Regions from separate parts of the Homo sapiens genome. Here region 1 is linked to region 2. Evidence: read pairs that join two places in POLR2A ChIA-PET (ENCODE). Cell type or tissue: GM12878. All regions are shown on one strand. Each heading gives the region's core, and the rest is flanking DNA. Links, peaks and the distances in the headings are about the cores only. Region 1 overlaps LOC105378372 (a long non-coding RNA gene). Region 2 overlaps KCNMA1 (potassium calcium-activated channel subfamily M alpha 1).

Region 1 (9,026 bases), core at 2,235-7,234, 91 kb after region 2:
ATTACTCTAACGATTGGGTTGCAAATCCTATGAAGCCAATGATTTCTAATTCCTTGCTTTCAAGAAAATTAAAGGAAGGCTTAATCAAACTATTAGCTGACAGAATATTAAAAATGGTTTTGATGATATATCATTATGCAATTTTAGCATGCAATTCATAAAAAGTTCAAAGAATCATGACAGTGCTATAATAAAACATATTCCATTTTTATTTACTTATTTACATGAACAAGGTTTCTGAGTGCTAACATCTACAAAAACAATTAATAGGAAGACTAGCTGAATCCTGTTTCATTCTAGCAGTATGTAATATTCAACCATGAATGAACAAACCAATTAGTTGAAGAAAAATACTCCATTCATCTCATTAAGAAATGCATTTCTCAATTTATGTTTATGTTTATTATTTATAAAATTTTAAAATACTTTTTTCTCAATTGTATATTCATTAAAATTGTAATGTAGCTTAATTTGGACAAAATTTTAATCCTCAGAGATGTATGGTCGCACAAAATAAGAAAGGATTTTAATGTATGTGTTCCTGTGTATGGAATTTTATTGTAGAAACATTGGCAAATGTAATCTATAAAAGACTTTCAAGCATAAAAGTATGTTAGGTTGAATTCCTATAAGATACACAAAATGAAAATAAGAGTTCAAGCAGAAAAATGAACGATCTAAAATTAAACCGTTAAAGGAGGTTTTGTTCATGGTTTTGTTTTTTGTGTTTTTTCTTTGTTTGTTTTTGTTTTTTTTGAGACAGCATCTTGCTCTGTCACCCAGGCTGGAGTGCAGTGGCATGATCTTGGCTCACTGTAACCTCTGCCTCCCGGGTTCAAGCGATTCTCCTGCCTCAGCCTCCTGAGTACCTGGGACTACAGGCGTGCACCACCATGCCCAGCTACTTTTTGTATTTTTAGTAGAGACGAGGTTTCACCATGTTGGCCAGGATGGTCTCAATCTCTTGACCTCGTGATCCACCCGCCTCGGCCTCCCAAAGTGCTGGGATTACAGGCGTGAGCCACTGTGCCCGGCCTTATTCATGTATTTTTAAGTAGATGATAGTGAATATCAGATTATTATAAAATTTATATTTCTTTGAATACACTTTGTTTTTTGAGACAGGGTCTCGCTCTGTCACCTACGCTGGAGTGCAGTGGTACAATCAGGGCTCACTGCAGCCTCGAGCTCCTGGGCTCAAGCGATCCTCCCATCTCAGCCTCCTGAGTAGCTGGGACTACAGGTGTGAGCTGCCACACCCAGCTAATTTTTATATTTTTTGGTAGAGACAGGGTTGCCCATGTTGTCCAGGCTAGTCTCGAACTCCTGAGCTCAAGCAATCCTCCTGCCTCGGCCTCGAAAAGTGCTGGGATTACAGGCATGAACCACTGCGCCCAGCCTCCTCTGAATGCACTTTAAAGAATGATGTGACAGTTTTAGAATGTTAACAGTTTCAGTAAGTCAGAATTACATTATTTGAAACTATTTAAACTTATTAAGAATTTTAGATTTCAACTTTAAAATGTGCATAAGGTACATAGTTTTTAAAGCCTAATGGCTGAAACAGACTAATGGTTTATTCTCTGACATAAAAGAAGTTGGAGATAGACAGGTTATGCTTGTGTGGCAGCTCCTTGAAACTATGAGAGGCTCAGGATCCTTCAGTCCTTCTATTCTGCCATCCTTAGAAGGTGGCTTCTACCCTCAAGGCTACATTATGGCTACTGGAGCTTCAGCCATCATGTCATGTCTGGGGATCCCAGAGAAGGGACACAATAGCTTTTACCAGGACTCCTACTGAGCCACGTCCCACTCCTATCTGTCAGGGAGCCTAGAAAAGAACTTTTTCTACTGGGCATGTGGCCAAGAGCCCTGTTACCACAGGAGAAGATGAGAATATACACTTGGCAGGCAATTCGCAGTCTTAGTCATGTAGAATATGACTCCATTTTTATTAAGTTGTACACTTACATGTGATTTTATGCAGTGTTACATTTGGAAGGATGTTTACCAATGTATTTGTGGTTTATCATCGGATAGGAGATCTCAGTTTACTTTTACTTACTTCTCTGAACTTTTCTACATTGAATTTTTTGATAGACATGGTCATCCTTTTTTTCTTTACCTTTAAACAACATGGGTTTGAACATGGTCATTCTTACAAAAACATTACAGATATGCTCATATTTTAAAAAGAGGTAAACTGGGAAAAAGAAAAATTAGAGACTTTGCAGTCAACAACCTGAGTTTAAATTCCACTCTGCAATATAATTTAGGCATATAACTTAATCTCTATGGACCTCAATTTCCACTGTATAACTAGGTTATAGCCTCCAACAGTATTAGAAGTAGAGGTCATATTTTCTTCTTTTGTTTTATATATCAAAATTTAGAAGTCCCATTTACTGGGAGTGTCTTCAGAGAGCACAACAGATATATGTCCCAATTCGGGCCCATGAGATACAAGGGTAGGTTTGGTGGATGCTTCGGGGAAACTGCTCCTCCTTCTCAAGAGTCTCTCTTACCGGGGTTGTTGTGAGAACCTATGAATCCTGAAGCCACCACAGCTCAAGCCTCAGGATGAAGCCAGCACCAGGAGAAGGACAGAGCTGAGAGACACACAGAGAAACCATAGTGTCAATGTGTCCAGTCTGGACTTTTCACTTATAGGACCCAATAAATCTCCTTTATTATTTAAGCCAGTGCTATGGTTTGAATGTTTGTCTCCCCCAAAATGCATGTTGAAATTTAATTGTAACAGTATTAAGAGGGGAGGCCTTTGAGAGGTGATTAGGCTGTGAGGGCTCTGCCCTCATGGGTGGAATTAATGTCCTTATGACAGGGCATATTTGGTCCCTTTTGTGTTTCTGTCTTGCCCTGTCTTTGTCCTCCCACCTTCTGCCATGTGGTCACACAGCAAGAAGGTCCTCGTCAGAGGCCAGCACCTTGATCTTGGACTTCCCAGCCTTCAGAACTATGAGCCAATAAATTTCTGTTCATTATAAATTATCCAGTCTCAGGTATTCTGTTAGAGCAGTGTAAAACAGACTAAGACAGCCAGTCTTGGTTTTGTTTTATTTTGCCTGTTTGCTGCAAGCATCCTAATCGCTATTCAGCTTAAAATTATGTAAAATTACTTTTATTTATATTATCTTATTTGATCCTGACAAAAAACCTCTCAAAGTGGTCAAGAGTTATAATAGCTGAGGAAATTGAGAGCCAGGATGTTGAATGCTCAACATCACATGATAGAAAAATGGTGACAAGGATGGGACTCAAACCCAAGTTTCCTTGGTCTGAGTTCAGTTTCCTTCTCATTGGGCCATAATGCCTGCAAGGATAGGCAAGCAGAAGGTGTTCTGATGACTGAAAAGGAGTTGTCCACACTACAGATGCACCATGGTCTGAATGTTTGTATCCTCCCCAAATACATATGCTGAAACTAATCCCTAATGTGGTGGTATGCGGCAATGAGGCCTTTGGTAGGTGGTTAGGTCATGAGGGTGGAGCCCTTCCAAATGGGATTAGTGCCCTTATAAAAGAGACCCCAGAAAGACCTCTTGCCCCTTCCACTATGTGAGGACACAGCCAGAAGGTGCCATCTATGAACCAGCAAGCAGGTCCTCACCAGACACCAGATCTGCCAGTGCCTTGATCTTAGACTTCCCAACCTCCAGAACTGTGAGGAATAAATTTATGCTGTTTATAAGCCACTCAGTCTATGGTATTTTGTTACATCAGTCTAAAGCCACCCTGGGATGTAGTCAAAGCTTTGGGGATGACATTAAAAGGGCGGTGCCCATGGCCTCCCGAAATCATACCAGGGGATCTTGGGCTTATCAGGCTAGTGGCACTCAAAACCAAGCACCCAACAGTTGGATTTTTATGGGGATTCCACCTGCTAAGTGGAATCCCTGGAGGGAGACACCTGGAGGAAACTAATGAGCTGTTTTCAGAGTGCATAGACCAAGGAGACTGGGAGTGAGTCTGGTGAGAACCCATTGAATATGGGCCTGAAGGTTGGCATTTGTAAATTAAACCTAAAAGCTAAAAAAAAAAAAAAAAAAAAAAAAAGGTCGAGAATACTTTGTGACTACTAGCAGCATCAGCATCCAACCTAGGATATCCTTTCCCCAAGCCACTCACTGACATTTGAAGTTCCAGAAGTTATGGTAATTCCTTCAACTTTACAATTGAGATGCAGCTCCTGTCTCACCCCTCACCACCCCTCGGGAGCAGGGAGCTACTCAACATTGATAGTCACTTATTCTTTATTATTACTGAGTTATTGCTCCTTTCCTAGAAGACAGGGAAGTGAGATTATTGTTGGCAGGGGGGCAGTGGGCAAGACAGGAAGGATCCCCAAAAGAAAGGGTGTTGTCAGCCGGGCGCGGTGGCTCACACCTGTAATCCCAGCACTTTGGGAGGCTGAGGCACGTGGATCACCTGAGTTTGAGACCAGCCTGGCCAACATGGAGAAACCCTGTCTCTACTAAAAATACAAAAATTAGCCGGGCATGGTGGCGGGCACCTGTAATCTCAGCTACTCAGGAGGCTGAGGCAGGAGAATCGCTTGAACCCGGGAGGCGGAGGTTGCAGTCAGCCGAGATAGCGCCATTGCACTCCAGCCTGGGGAACAAGAGCGAGACTTCATGTCAAAAAAAATAATAAAATAAAAACATAAAAATAAAAAAAGAAAGGGTGTTGTCACCATGACTTTGGGAACAGCTGCTCCCTGGATGTCCTTGGGCCTCCCTCTTGTCTGACCTGGCACAGGGCAATCACCACTGGACTGAAGAAGTGGCAAAGAAGCCCACTAAACCAGTCTGATGCTAGAAAGAATGAATCCTTCACCTCCCACAATTCCTCCCTAAGGCCTGCCGCCCAGAAAATAAACGCCAAAGGGAAGAAACATTTCCATTTCCGTCTATTGACCTCAGAGCCTCTTCCAACCCAATGTTTTGATGTCACTGCCTGTAGGTGGGCTGAGTCCTGCTATGACTGAGAGGGGCTGACCCTGAGCCAAAAGTGGAGGCCACAGCAGTTGACTTGCCTGCAGCTTTTTTGGGGACACTTAGGTTTCCCAAAGTTTATTAGGCAGAAGGACAGGAGGAACAAAACACAAACTGGCCAGCTTTTTGGGGAGAACAGTATGGTCAACGTAAAGTCAGGTGAACAATCCTAGCCACATCGGATCAATACAAGGGACAATAAAAAACCAAAAAATATCTCCTTACTTTGTGGAACACAATTCAGTGGAGTCTAACAGACCTGGTTTTGAATCAGGCTCTGGATGTAACCTAACAATGTAACCTCAGACACGCTACTTATGTTCTCTGTATACCAGATTCCTCATCTCTAAAGAGGAGGTGATGATAGCAAATGAGGAGAAACTGAAAGCTTTTCCTCTAAGATCTGGAACAAGACAAGGATGCCCACTTTCACCACTGTTATTCAACATAGTACTGGAAGTCTTAGCTAGAGCAATCAGACAAGAGAAAGAAAAAACAGGCATCCAAATTGGAAAAGAAGAAGTCAAATTATCATTATTTGCAGATGACATGATCTTATAGTCAGAAAAATCTAAAGACTCCACCAAAATACTATTACAACTGATTAGCAAATTCAGTAAAGTTGCAGGATACAAAATCAACATACAAAAATCAATAGCATTTCTATATGCCAACAGCAAACAATCTGAAAAAGAAGTTAAGAAAATCATCCCATTTACAATAGCGACAAATAATTAACCAAAGAAATAAAAGATCTGTACAGTGAAAACTATAAAACACTGATTAAAGAAATTGAAGAGGACACAAAAAAATGGAAAAATATTCCATGTTCATGGATTGGAAGAGTCAATATTACTAAAAGGTTCATACTACCCAAAGCAGTCTACAGACACAATGCAATCCCTATCAAAACACCAATGACATTCTTCACAGAAATAGAAAAACAATCTTAAAACTTACATGGAACCACAAAAGACACACAACAATCAAAGCTATCCTAAGCAAAAAGAACAAAACTGGAGGAATCACATTATCTGACTTCAAATTTTACTACAGAGCTATAGTAACCAAAACGGCATGGTACTGGCATCAAAACAGACACATAAACCAGTGGAACAGAATAGAGAACCCAGAAATAAATTCACATATCTACAGTGAACTCATTTTTGACAAAAGTGCCAAGAATATACATTGGGGAAAGGGCAGTCTCTTCAATAAATAGTGCTGGGAAAGGTGGATATCCATGTGCAGAAGAATGAAACTAGACCTCTAAGTCTCATCATATACAAAAGCAAATCAAAATGGATTAAAGACTTAAATCTATGACCTCAAACTATGAAACTACTAAAGGAAAACATTGGGGAAACTCTCCTGGACATTGTAATGGACAAAGATTTCTTGAGCAATACCCCACAAGCACAGGCAACCAAAGCGAAAATGGACAAATGGGATCACATCAAGTTAAAAAGATTCTGAGAAGGAAAGGAAACAATAAAGAAAGTGAAGAGACAACCCACAAAATGGGAGAAAATATTTTCAAACTACCCATCTGATAAGAGATTAGTAACCAGAATATATAAGGAGCTCAAACAACTTTATAGGAAAAAATAAAATAAAATAATCCAATTTGAAAATGGGCAAAAGATCTGAATAGACATTTTTCAAAAGAAGACATACAAATGGCAAACAGGCATATGAAAAGGTGCTCAACATCACTGATCATCAGAGAAATGCAAATGAAAACTATAATGAAATATCATCTCACACTAGTTAAAATGGCTTTTATCCAAAAGACAGGCAATAACAAATGCTGGCGAGGATGTGGAGAAAAGAGAACCCTTGTCCACTGTTGGTAGGAATATAAATTAGTACAACCACTATGGAGAACAGTCTGGAGGTTTCTCAAAAAACTAAAAATAGAGCTACCATATGATCCAGCAATCCCACTCCTAGGTATTTACCCAAAAGAAAGGATATCAGTATATCAAAGATCAGTATATCTGCACTCTCATGTTTACTGCAGCACTGTTTACAATAGTGAAAATTTGGAAATAGTCAAAATTCATCTGTTGTTCATCAACAGATGAATGGATAAAGAAAATGTACAGATACACAATGGAGTACCATTCAGCTACAAAAAAAGAATGAGATCCTATAATTTGCAACAACATGGATGGAACTGAAGGTCGTTATGTTAAGTGAAATAAGCCAGGCACAGAAAGACAAACATATGTTCTCACTTATGTGTGGGAGCTAAAAATTAAAACAATGAAACTCATGGACACAGAGAGTGGAAGGATAGTTACCAGAAGCTGGGAAAGGTAGTGGGGGAGTGAGGGGAAGTGGGGATGGTTAATAGACCCAAAAATATTATTAGAATGAATAAGACATAGTATTTGCTAGCACAATATGGTGGCTATAGTCAAAAATAATTTAATACATTTAAAAATAACTAAAAGATTATAATTGGATTGTAACACAAAAGATAAATGCTTGAGGTAATAAATACCCCATTCTCCATGCTGTGATTAGTATTCAGTTCATGCCTGTATCAAAATATCTCATGCAGCCCGTAAATATATAGACTTGCTATATACCAACAAAAATCAACAATCAAAAATTCATTAAAAAATAAATAAAAAGGAAGTGATTATAATGATGCTACCTCACAGAAATCTTAAATGAAATAATGCTCATAAAGTACTTAATACAGGGCCTGGCACACAATACATCGTATTCGTCCATTTTCACACTGCTATAAAGAAATACTGGAGACTGAGTAATTTATAAAGGAAAGAGGCTTAACTGACTCACAGTTCCACGTGGCTAGGGAGGCCTCAGGAAACTTACAATCATGGTGCAAGGCAAAGGGGAAGCAAGGTCCTTCACATGGCGGCAGGAGAGAGAAGAGTGAGGATTAGGGGGAAGAGTCCCTTATAAAACCATCAGATCTCATGAGAACTCACTCTATCACTACAACAGCATGGGGGAAACCGCCCCCATGATCCAATCAGCTCCCACCAGGTATCCCCCTAGGGATTATGGGGATTACAATTCAAGAAGACATTTGGGTAGGGACACAGCCAAACCATATTATACATGTTCATTAAACGGTGGCTCTTATTTTTGTCTTGGGTCAGAGAGAATGGAGGCAGATGGAAAATATTGCAAAGAGAAGAAAAGTATAAATTGTGGGGGCAATGGGGATGGCACTGGCATTTTTTTGAACTTTAATAATAACATTGCAAACCCAGTAAATGGTTACCAGACCTAAGTTTGAACAGGCAAGGTGTTTAATACAGCTTGTTGATTGGATTTACGGGTCCTTCCGGGCCTTTCATGGAGCTTGGGCCTGCTTTCTACCTTTATTGCTTCTGATGCCTAAGGCTAACTCCCCAGGGCAGCTTGACTCCCAACAGGGAAGTCTCATTTACCAAAAAGTCTCAGTGATTCTGTTTTCCCTGTCTTTTTTGCTTTTATTATTGTTTTTATTTTTTTAGAGACAAGATCTCGTTCTGTTGCCCAAGCCGGAGTACAGTGGTATGATCATAGCTCGCTGCAACCTTAAACTCCTGGGCTCAAAGGATCCTCCTGTCTCAGCCTCCTGAGTAGCTGAGAGTACAGGCACACACCACCACATCTGGCTAATTTTTAAATTTTCTGTAGAAATATGAGTCTCATGATGTTGCCCAGGCTGGTCTCTGACTCCTAGGTTCAAGCGATCCTCCCACCTTGGTCTCCCAAAGTGCTGGGATGACAAAGCCTCCATGCCCCACTGTCATGATGATTCCGAATCACCTCCAGCAAGGGACACCCTCTTCTTAGGGCTGAGAATAACTGCCAATGAGGAACCATGGATTTGGAGGCCCTTCAAGGGTCAGATCTTGGTTCCACCAGGTTCCCATCCTCACCTGTCATCAATAACCAGCACCTTGGTCTCCTTGTCCCCTGCCTTCAGCATCCCTGGCAGATTCCTGATGGTGACACTCCCAAGGCCACTTCACAGGATGGACC
Region 2 (9,026 bases), core at 1,545-6,544:
CACACTGAAACCCAACCCAGCCCTTTCTGTTGCAGTTTCCCAGGGCTTCAGACAGTCCTTGGCACATAGAGGGTGCCGGAGAATCCAGAATGACCCTCACTGTGCATATCCATAGCTGCCCTCACTGAGCCGCAGCCTCGGGCTGCCCCAAAAGGTAAGCGGAGTACAAGGGTGGAGGCTCTCTCTCTCTCTAGCACAGAATCTCTTTCTTCCAGAGTCGGCCAGCGGTGCTGTCTCTTTTCTGCTGGGAAAGATAGGAATGGAGATTCCTTGAGGTCAGACACAGTAGATCCTAGTCAGAAACTCCCATTGGCTAAGTGAGAGAAGCCAGACACAAAAGGCCACATATTGTGTGATTCCACTTATATGAAGTGTCCAGATCAGGCACATCCAGAGAGCCCACACAGAGTAGACCAGCCAGGGACTGGGAGCAGAGGGAATAGGGAGTGACTGCTTAATGGTACAGGACTTCCTTTTGGAGTGATGAAAATGTAGATAATAATGATGGTTACACAACTTTGCGAATAAGCTAAAAAACTACCGAACTGTATGTACACTTTAAAAGAAGGAATTTTATCTCAATTAAAAAAACAAAAAAGCACTTATTGAAAAATGCCATGGAGTGGTTAGCAGAGCAAAGCTCTGGAGTCCAACTGTCCAGGCTCAATTCCTGGCTTAAGCCATGAGCTATGTGAACTGAGCCAAATTACTTGGCCTCTCTGTGCCTCTGCTTCCTTGTCTGTAAATGGGGGTGATAATCATGCCAATTTCACAGGGATGCTATGAGGATTAAATGCAACCACCCATGTGTAGGGGACTTTGGCTAACTCCTTTCCAAACTTCCACCTTCCCCATTCCTTGCAGACCTTGTTTTCCATTTGAGATCCATAAGGTTCTGAGGATACTGACAATAATCCCTGGCTTCAGCCAGTTCAGTTACAGCAACTCTCAGAACCTGTGCTAGGAATGCTGGTGCAAAGGTGATTTATTTCCTGACAAGGTTGAGCAGATCAGCATGTGCCCTCCAGAGCTGCAGCAGCCATGTGTGAACCCAGAGGCAAACCAGCCTCAGGACAAGGCCAACTGTAAGGAGAGCAGATTAGAGTGACAGAAAGAAACTGGGTCCATGGAGACATCGTTGAGCCACCGGATCAAGGCTCATCTGAAGTCATCCACCTTTCCAACTATATGAGTCAATGGAGTCCCTTTAATGTTAAGCCCATTGAAGTGAGCATTTCTGCTACATGCAATCAAAAGCTTATCACTGATTCAGCTACGTAAAGTCCCTCATACCCAGCCCGGCACATAGCGAGTTCTCCATTAAGTGTGACTTATTATCATTTTTTTTTCCAAGCTTCTCTGCTGTTCCCCAAGGCCAGTGTTCACCCAGATGTCTAGATACAGAAACTGTTCTACTGGTTTATCTAGATCCAATCCTATGTCCCTGTAATGGCAAGCCACAGACAACTTTACCAAAAACCCTTGCTGTGTGCAAAATCAGTGCACACAGCAAGCATTCATGGGGCGAGGTACTGTGTGCTCAGACAAGACTAGGTACGCAGGGGACAGCACATCAGGGAAGGACAAGGCACTCTGATCATAAGTCCAAAGAGGAGTTCATAATCTAATCAGCAAGGCAAGATCAAGGTCCACAAAACAGTAAAGTATATATTTGACTAGTGACATGATTTAAGAAATGCAACAGTGCAAGCTAAAGGAGTCCAGAGAAGAAAGAGATGGGAATCCTGGTGGCATTCTGGTTTCTCCTGGCTCCCAATGCTCCCAACACATGGACCTAACCAGATCCAAAAACATCCTCCCAAGAACATATGGAGGCCACAGGACATCAGAGCCCAGCACCAGACCTTGCTCCTGCAAATCCCAAAGATAATGTGCACATTTCACGGACATGGCCAAAGACCCAGGCACATTCTAGGTCATGGTCACGAAACTGGCTGAACTAGTCAAGAAGTCCTATCATCTTTTCTTCTCCCAATTTATTTTCTTTTTCCCTCTTTTTCTCCCAATGCAGTAAAAATGTGATGCATGAAACAATTATTCTTCAGAACTCAGGGGCAGGTGGGGAGCCTCAAATCTGGAGAAAGCAAAATGTAAATGATGCAAAAAGAGATCAAGATCCATGAATATTCATCTTCCTCTCCCTTCTGGTGGAAACTAGATTTGGAGGGGTTCATTGCGCTCCATTTCCTCTGAATTCCTAGGAGCGCTTGTGGTCGGCATCTCCTCATTCTGCCTGAAGACCACATGCAACTCATAGGGCTCTTGCCTCCAAGAACAGGCGGCTGCACAGGCGCATACATTGTACCAACCTGTACACCTTATGTCTGTGCATGCCCTACATGTATGTTAGACTTCAATTTTAAAAAATGAAAGTCAAAAGACTGGTCAATTCCTTCTGGTCCTCAAGGCATATTTCCAATGTGGGGGTACCTTCCTCTCTTCACTTCACGGTGGAGGATGATTCTCTACTCTACCTCCTCACCTCCCTGACACACCTCCTTGCCCCAAAACAAAACAGTGAAAATGAACAATCCCCTCTAAGCCATTTGCTTATGGAAGACAAAGCTGGAGCTGACTCCTTTCTGGATTCTCTCTCCCTACTCCCCCCACCCCCACTGAGCACAGGCATGCAATAGATGCTCAATAACTGTTTATTTTGGGAATAAATTACAAATGGTATGGAACTATCTCACACACAATAAGTCTGTAAGTTCCTGGATGTCTGAGCTTGTCTTCTACCTCTTGGGATGCCTGTGTGGCCCTCCCCAAAACCCCACCACCAGGTGATTTCTTAACCTCTATGAGTCTCAGCTCCTGAACCACACTTGTCCTTCAGGATCACTGTGAGAATTTTACCAGCTAAGATGTAAAGTGGCCAGCTCAGAATGTGATATATTGTAAGCCCTCAATAAATAGTAGCTCCCTGGACCCAACCTTCCCCCACAACCTTCCCCAGTTGCAGCACAGAGTTTAAAACCTCCCAGGAGCCCCATAAACTGTGGCCGACCAGGACTGACCAGCTTCAGCTCTGGGTGCTCTGTGCCTCTCTCCAATACACACAGTGCTTCATTAAAGAACTCAAAGCTTATCTGGCCCAAAAGCAATGCTTTTATCTAAAATCAGACCACATGGGCAACAAGTGAAGCAGGAAGCCTATCAAGGCATTTGGGCCAACTGGTTTTGGCTGCCAAGGGAGCCCTCCTTATAGGAGGCGGTTCAGACCGCAGGCCGGCTCACATACAACACTGGTGTACACGGAGGGGTTAATTAGCAGTAAACAGATGCCATGATTCACCTCTGTGCTGTTATTTCCCCGTGTGCAGCTAAAACTATAATCACTCTGTTCTCCGACAGGATGTTTGCGTTCAAGCCAAAACTGCCTCCTCTATCCAACTTGCTGCAGTTCGGTTCAGCACAGGGCAATGAGGAACTTGGCTCCTCTCACGATAGCTGGTGGCTGGCCTGACAGAGGCCCCTTCAGACAGGGAAGGAAAGAGGAGATGGATGGGGTAGAGAAGAAAAAAATGAATTTGTCATTTTATCAAACACAGGTGAAGGCTGTCTGCTGGTGGGAACTGCTCCTCAACACTTAACACCCACAGAGCTCACAAAATACCCTTTCTTCTGAGGCAGTCAGGCATGAGAGGCTTCAGGAGCCCTGTGACAAGTCATTGGCAAGAAGGAGCTGGGGCAAATTTGCAGGCCAATGCCTGGGTCACACCCTCCCTACCACTGCCCAGGCCTGGGTGGGTGTCTAGTCTACTTGGAGCCTGGGACCTGGTAAAGGTGGCCTGAAAGGCTCAACCTCAGCTTCCAGAAAAAATTAAATACCCTGAGAGAGCCAGAAAACAAAGAGATTCAGTGCCCAAAATATAAATGTAACCAGTGTGGAGTATTAGTCAATTCATCAGCAAGAGGTTACTGAATGCTCGTTTGTTCATTCATTCGCCCACCATCTACCAAATGCCCACCAGAGACATGCCACGTGTTTGGTGCTGGGAATACAGAAAGAAATGAAGAAGATGTATGTCCTGTCTCAGTGGCCCACAGACCAGAGTGTGCCAAATCCTGAAGGATCCAGTTAGGAGCTTACAATCTAGCTGGAAAGCTAAAGAAGGGAAGCATGCGGAATTCTCCGGGGCTCATCGCCATCCCTCACCTAACCAGTGCTTTGTGTAAGATAGACTCAAAGGTGAGCTTGAATAAACTGACTTCTGCTAAATGCCATTATTCTACCTGGATACATCACAAAAATGGGAGCCATTACCTACTGAGTATTTTTCATGTGCTAGGTGGAACTTTCTCTGTGGTCTTCACCCTACATGTAATGGAAACTGAGGCATGAGGAGGGTAGACAACTTGCCCAAGACCACACAGGGGAGGCAAGAGAGGAACCCAGGTCCTTGCACCCCAACCCCATGCCCTTTCCACCTCACTGCATGAGCAGAGGAAGGAGCCCCCTTGTCCATCCCTCACCCAGCCCCAGCTCAGCTTGGGCTCCCCCAAGCAAGCACCACATGACTGACACTCTTGGAATCCTCTTCATAACCTGGCCCAGGTATGGGACAAGTTGCCAATGAGCAACATATTTGCTTAACCAAATGCCTGTGGCAGAATAAGCTTGAGATAAAAGGGAGTGTGAAGTGGAAAGAAGACCCGGAAGTCTTCATGAAGGAACTTGGTGTACAGAAAGATGTTTTGGGTGCCTCAGAACACATAATCCCTGATAGAGAAAAGAGTCTGGAGACAAATACCAGATGTTAAGCAACCTTAACACAGGCGCCTGGGCTGCCTCAGCCTATCAGAGTAGCACAGGTTCCTAAATAGGGGAAAGTGCCAACTAAAAAGCCCACCAGGCAGGAGGGCTGGGTCTGGAGCCTGGCCTTTCTTCTTTGTTCAGAGCCCAAAAGGTGCCTCTGGTCCATTCACCATTCACCAGGCCCCAGAGCAGCCCCAGGATCACCAGATGGGTCCACCAGGTCCGTCCTGCTCTGGCTACCAGGCTTCTAAGCCTCTTTTCAGACCCTCAGCCTTCTGGGAGAAACCATTCCATGCCCTCCAGCACTTTCCACCCCTTCTGTTCCTTTTGACATCATCTCCAACTGCCTGAGGCTGCAGAAGGTGGGTGGTGTAGGGGCAGAACAGGCAGGAGCACAATCACAATTCTTATAAAAATGCAAGGGACTGCTGGAGCCACCAGGGACCCTCAGAATGGCCTCATCCAATCCTCCGTTTTACAGGTGGCAAACTGAGGCCTCGCCCCTGAGTTAACCCTTTCAATGCCTGACATCTCGTACTGCAAAATTCTTCCTTTCCTCTCTCTCCATTCCCCTCTCCCTCGTCCTTCCTATAGTGGTATAGGGGTGTGCCGTGGGTGATGAGAGGCAGAGGGAAGGGAGCATTTCTCACCCCATTTTCCTCCAACCCTACTTTCTGCCTCCATCTTTAGCACTACCTCACTGTCCGTCTTGGTGCTCACTGTTGGCCCCTGGCTACCCTGCCCCTTCCAGTGGTCTCCTGTCCCTCAGTTCAGCACAATCCTGGTTATATTGACAAAGGAGAGGGATCTAAAATAAAGGCCAACTTCATCATAACAGGGCCATTTATTGAGGACTTACAAGATGCTAAATGCTATTATACTCACAAAACCTTTACGTGGCTGGTATTTTTAGTATTCACAGTTTACCAATGAAGAAAGTGAGCTTTGCAAGGTTAAGTAAATTGGCCACAACCACCAAGCTAATGCAAGGTAGAGCCAGGACTCAAACCCGCCTTTGACCAATTCCAAACTAGGCTAAGAGCCTCACAAGACTGAATTTAAGAGACCAAAATGAACATTCAAAATGTTGCACTGTGGATGCAAAGATGGAAGGCACAGAGTCCTAGGCTTCAGAGATGCTACATTCCAGCAGGGGGTGGACATTCCACAGACGTGCAATCCAACCTGGATGGACTAGAGTGGAGACTTACCAGAAACAGAGTGACCAATGACCTAGGAGGTTATTGTCAATGCCCACATTAGGGGAAAATGTCACAGTCTCCCAAAGATGACCAAATGAAAGTAACAGTAATAACTAACACTTTCCTAGCCCTTGGTTTGTAGCAAGTGCTACCCTCAGCATTTAACACATGATCCTCCCAACAACCCCAGGCAGCAGGAGGATAATGTGGGGTGACATCTCCCAGCATTTGAAAGTCAATTTGAAGACCGGGTGCAGTGGCACATGCCTGTAATCCCAGCACTTTGGGAGGCTGAGGCGGGTGGATCACTTGAGATCAGGAGTTCGAGACCAGCCTGGCCAACATGGTGAAACCCCGTCTCTACTAAAAATACAGAAATTAGCCGGACATGGTGGTGCGCACCTGTAATCCCAGCTACTCGGGAGGCTGAGGCAAGAGAATCACTTGAACCTGATAGGTGGAGGTTGCAGTGAGCCGAGACTGCACCACTGCACTCCAGTCTGGGCACGAGAGTGAAGCTCCATCTCAAAAAAAAAAAAAAGCCAATTTGATACTAGGAACTGTTTGAGGGCGTTTTCAGTATTATTTTATTCCCACTTTCCAAGTGAGTGAACTGAGGCATGCAGAGGTGAAGTGGCTTGCCCAAGATCCAAAGGTCAGCAAGCAACACAACTATGATTTAAGCCTGAGTAGGCTGGCTCCAGAGGGCATGTCCCTGATGACCACACTGAACTATCTAGAATGAGAGACGTTGCTCATTGAGACATTACAATTCTGGTCCATTGGATTTTAGAAAGGCAACCGTATTACTTATGTTACTACTCACGTTTGAGACCCTGTTTTCTCAGCAGTGAACTGTTGAACTTACTTTGCTGAGACATAAAATTGGACATGGGTAGAAGGGGCTACAGTGAAGTGCATTTCCAAGGTGAAGCACATCACCACAGGAGTGAGACAAGAAACCCGGGAAGCAGCCTCTGTCATCCATGAGCCTTCCACTCTCAATGCTCCAGGCAAAGAGCCACGCCAGGTAAGATTCAAAGTGGGAGAGGGCAGACTGGGAGATGATGCATTCAAATCATGAGGGCAGGCTCAGGTAACTACTGTCAATTCACCACCCCTGAATTAGGGCCAACGTAAACCAGTGACAATCTCTTTGAAACATGAAGCAGGGAGGCAGTTATGCCCCTTAGTCCCTTTATCCTGAAGGTGTTTAAGAAGCTGAGTAGCTTTCAAGCTGCAGACAGGGATAAGAAGAGGCAGAGCTGAAGGCACTCCAGAGCAGCATAGGAAGAGGGTAAGAGTTAACAATCTGAAGACAGAAAACCCTGGGTTCTAATGCTGGTACTGCCACTTATTAAGGATGCCTCTTGGGCAAGTGACATCACATAGCCATTGCAAGCCCCAGTTTTTGTACATCTGTAAAATGGGAAAAATACAGATAGTATCTACATCATAGGCTGATTTAGAGGATTGAGATAATGCATATAAAGTGCTTGACACCATGTCTGACACCTAGCAAATACCCAGTAAACATTCAGTTTTCTCATTGGGTCATGATAATGGTTCTGGCAGAGCCAGCTATGGACAGCAGAAGCCCTCAGTGTGGGACTCGGGAGCCCCTTCAGCAGTCCAGGTGTTCTCCAAATCTATTTCAATCTCCTGGGTGCAGTGCTACATTTCCCAGGATCCCTTGCAGTTAAAATACCATGTGATCAAGTTCTGGCCAATGAACTGTGTGGGTAGACGTGATGTGAATGACTTCCATAACTACCCCTACAAAACTACCCCTCATGATCCTTACTTCTCATCCCCTATCATCCGGACAGATGCAGAGGGTCCAGCAGAGACCTTCAGGGGCCCCTAGAAGATTTCAGGTCCACAAGTGAAAGGAGCCGGGGTCTTTAATGACTGTCTGAAGTGTGTCTTCACTGCACCCTCCACACACACCATCAATGGTACTTTGTATGAGCAATACGTAAACTTCTGCTGTATTAAGTCATTGACATGTTGACCTCTTGTTACAGAGGTGGCCTAGCTGACTAATACACAGTTTATCAAACCTCAAGATGGACTCACAGGTCCCTGTTGCCTCAATGATTCCATCGCCACTGCACACACCAGAGTCTAGATACCATAAATATGGTCCAGGAGAGAAACCAGCAGCGTGGTGTGGTAACTGGCAACTGGCCAGGTATGGTAAGCATAAGGTAAAGCCTGCAGCAACTCAAGAAATGCAGAGGGAAGACTACTCGTCTAGAAGAAACAGGATGGCCCAGCAGCAATATTACCTGTGCTCATAGCTACTGGTTCTTCAGGAGAACAGGAAAGAGCATGGTCTCAAAGGCCAAGCATATCAGAGGCCATATCTGCCTGGGATCTACCCAGAAAAGTGACTGAACTGCTCTGGGCTTCAGTTTCCACAACTGCCAATCATGGATAACAATACCCTATGTTCTGTGACATCACACTGGTATCTTCAAACCAGCCAGGGCAGGAATATTTATACCATAGGAATTGACGAACACCGTACATAGGGACTTTCTTCTCTAGAAATCCCGTTGTTAATCACTTACCAGCACATCCCTGGATAAACAGGAGTCAGCTAAGTGGAAGGGGAGAAGGAGGACAAGAAAAGAGAAGTCCGGCAGTGTGAACAGCATGTGTGAAGGCCCAGAGGTAAAAATCAAAAGGTTTAACGAAATGAAGGAAGTCCTAAGTGGCTGGGTGTGGAGAGCTTGGGAAGATGTTAAGAGGAACCTAGAAAGAGGGCAGGAGCTGGACCTTGTGAAAGGACTTCACTAAATAGTAATTATTTGTTCCAGTCATCCATGGCTATGTAACAAATTACCCCAAAATGTAGTGGCTTAAAACAATCATTTCATTTTGTTTATGACTTTTAAGTAAGGAATTCATAGAGGGATCAGCTGGTGGGTTCATCTCCAATCTATGTCAACTGGGGTTGGAGGATCCACTTCCATGATGGCATCTTCACACATATGCGTGGTGCCCCAGTAGTGTCTCTCTGTCTGTCTGTCTCTCTC

The links. Peaks named below come from ENCODE experiments on the same cell type or tissue, not always from the same donor. Only the 100,000 strongest peaks of a DNase experiment are listed, where the experiment ranks them.
Region 1: POLR2A ChIA-PET joins it to region 2 with 5 read pairs; 2 of 35 experiments call an interaction of 5 or more read pairs at or near these places.

What each region holds. Positions count from the first base shown.
Region 1 is chr10:77,700,510-77,709,535 of GRCh38, forward strand. It overlaps LOC105378372 (a long non-coding RNA gene), which reads right to left. Exons shown (of 2, transcript XR_001747510.2): 2 at 1,925-2,609. Among named protein-coding and RNA genes, the nearest start is that of KCNMA1, 67 kb to the left of the region's middle. In GM12878, for the core only: no CTCF peak of the experiment used is centred there; no DNase peak of the experiment used is centred there.
Region 2 is chr10:77,610,297-77,619,322 of GRCh38, forward strand. The region is part of intron 1 of KCNMA1 (potassium calcium-activated channel subfamily M alpha 1); the gene reads right to left. Among named protein-coding and RNA genes, the nearest start is that of KCNMA1, 23 kb to the right of the region's middle. In GM12878, for the core only: no CTCF peak of the experiment used is centred there; a DNase peak (open chromatin) is centred at 3,635.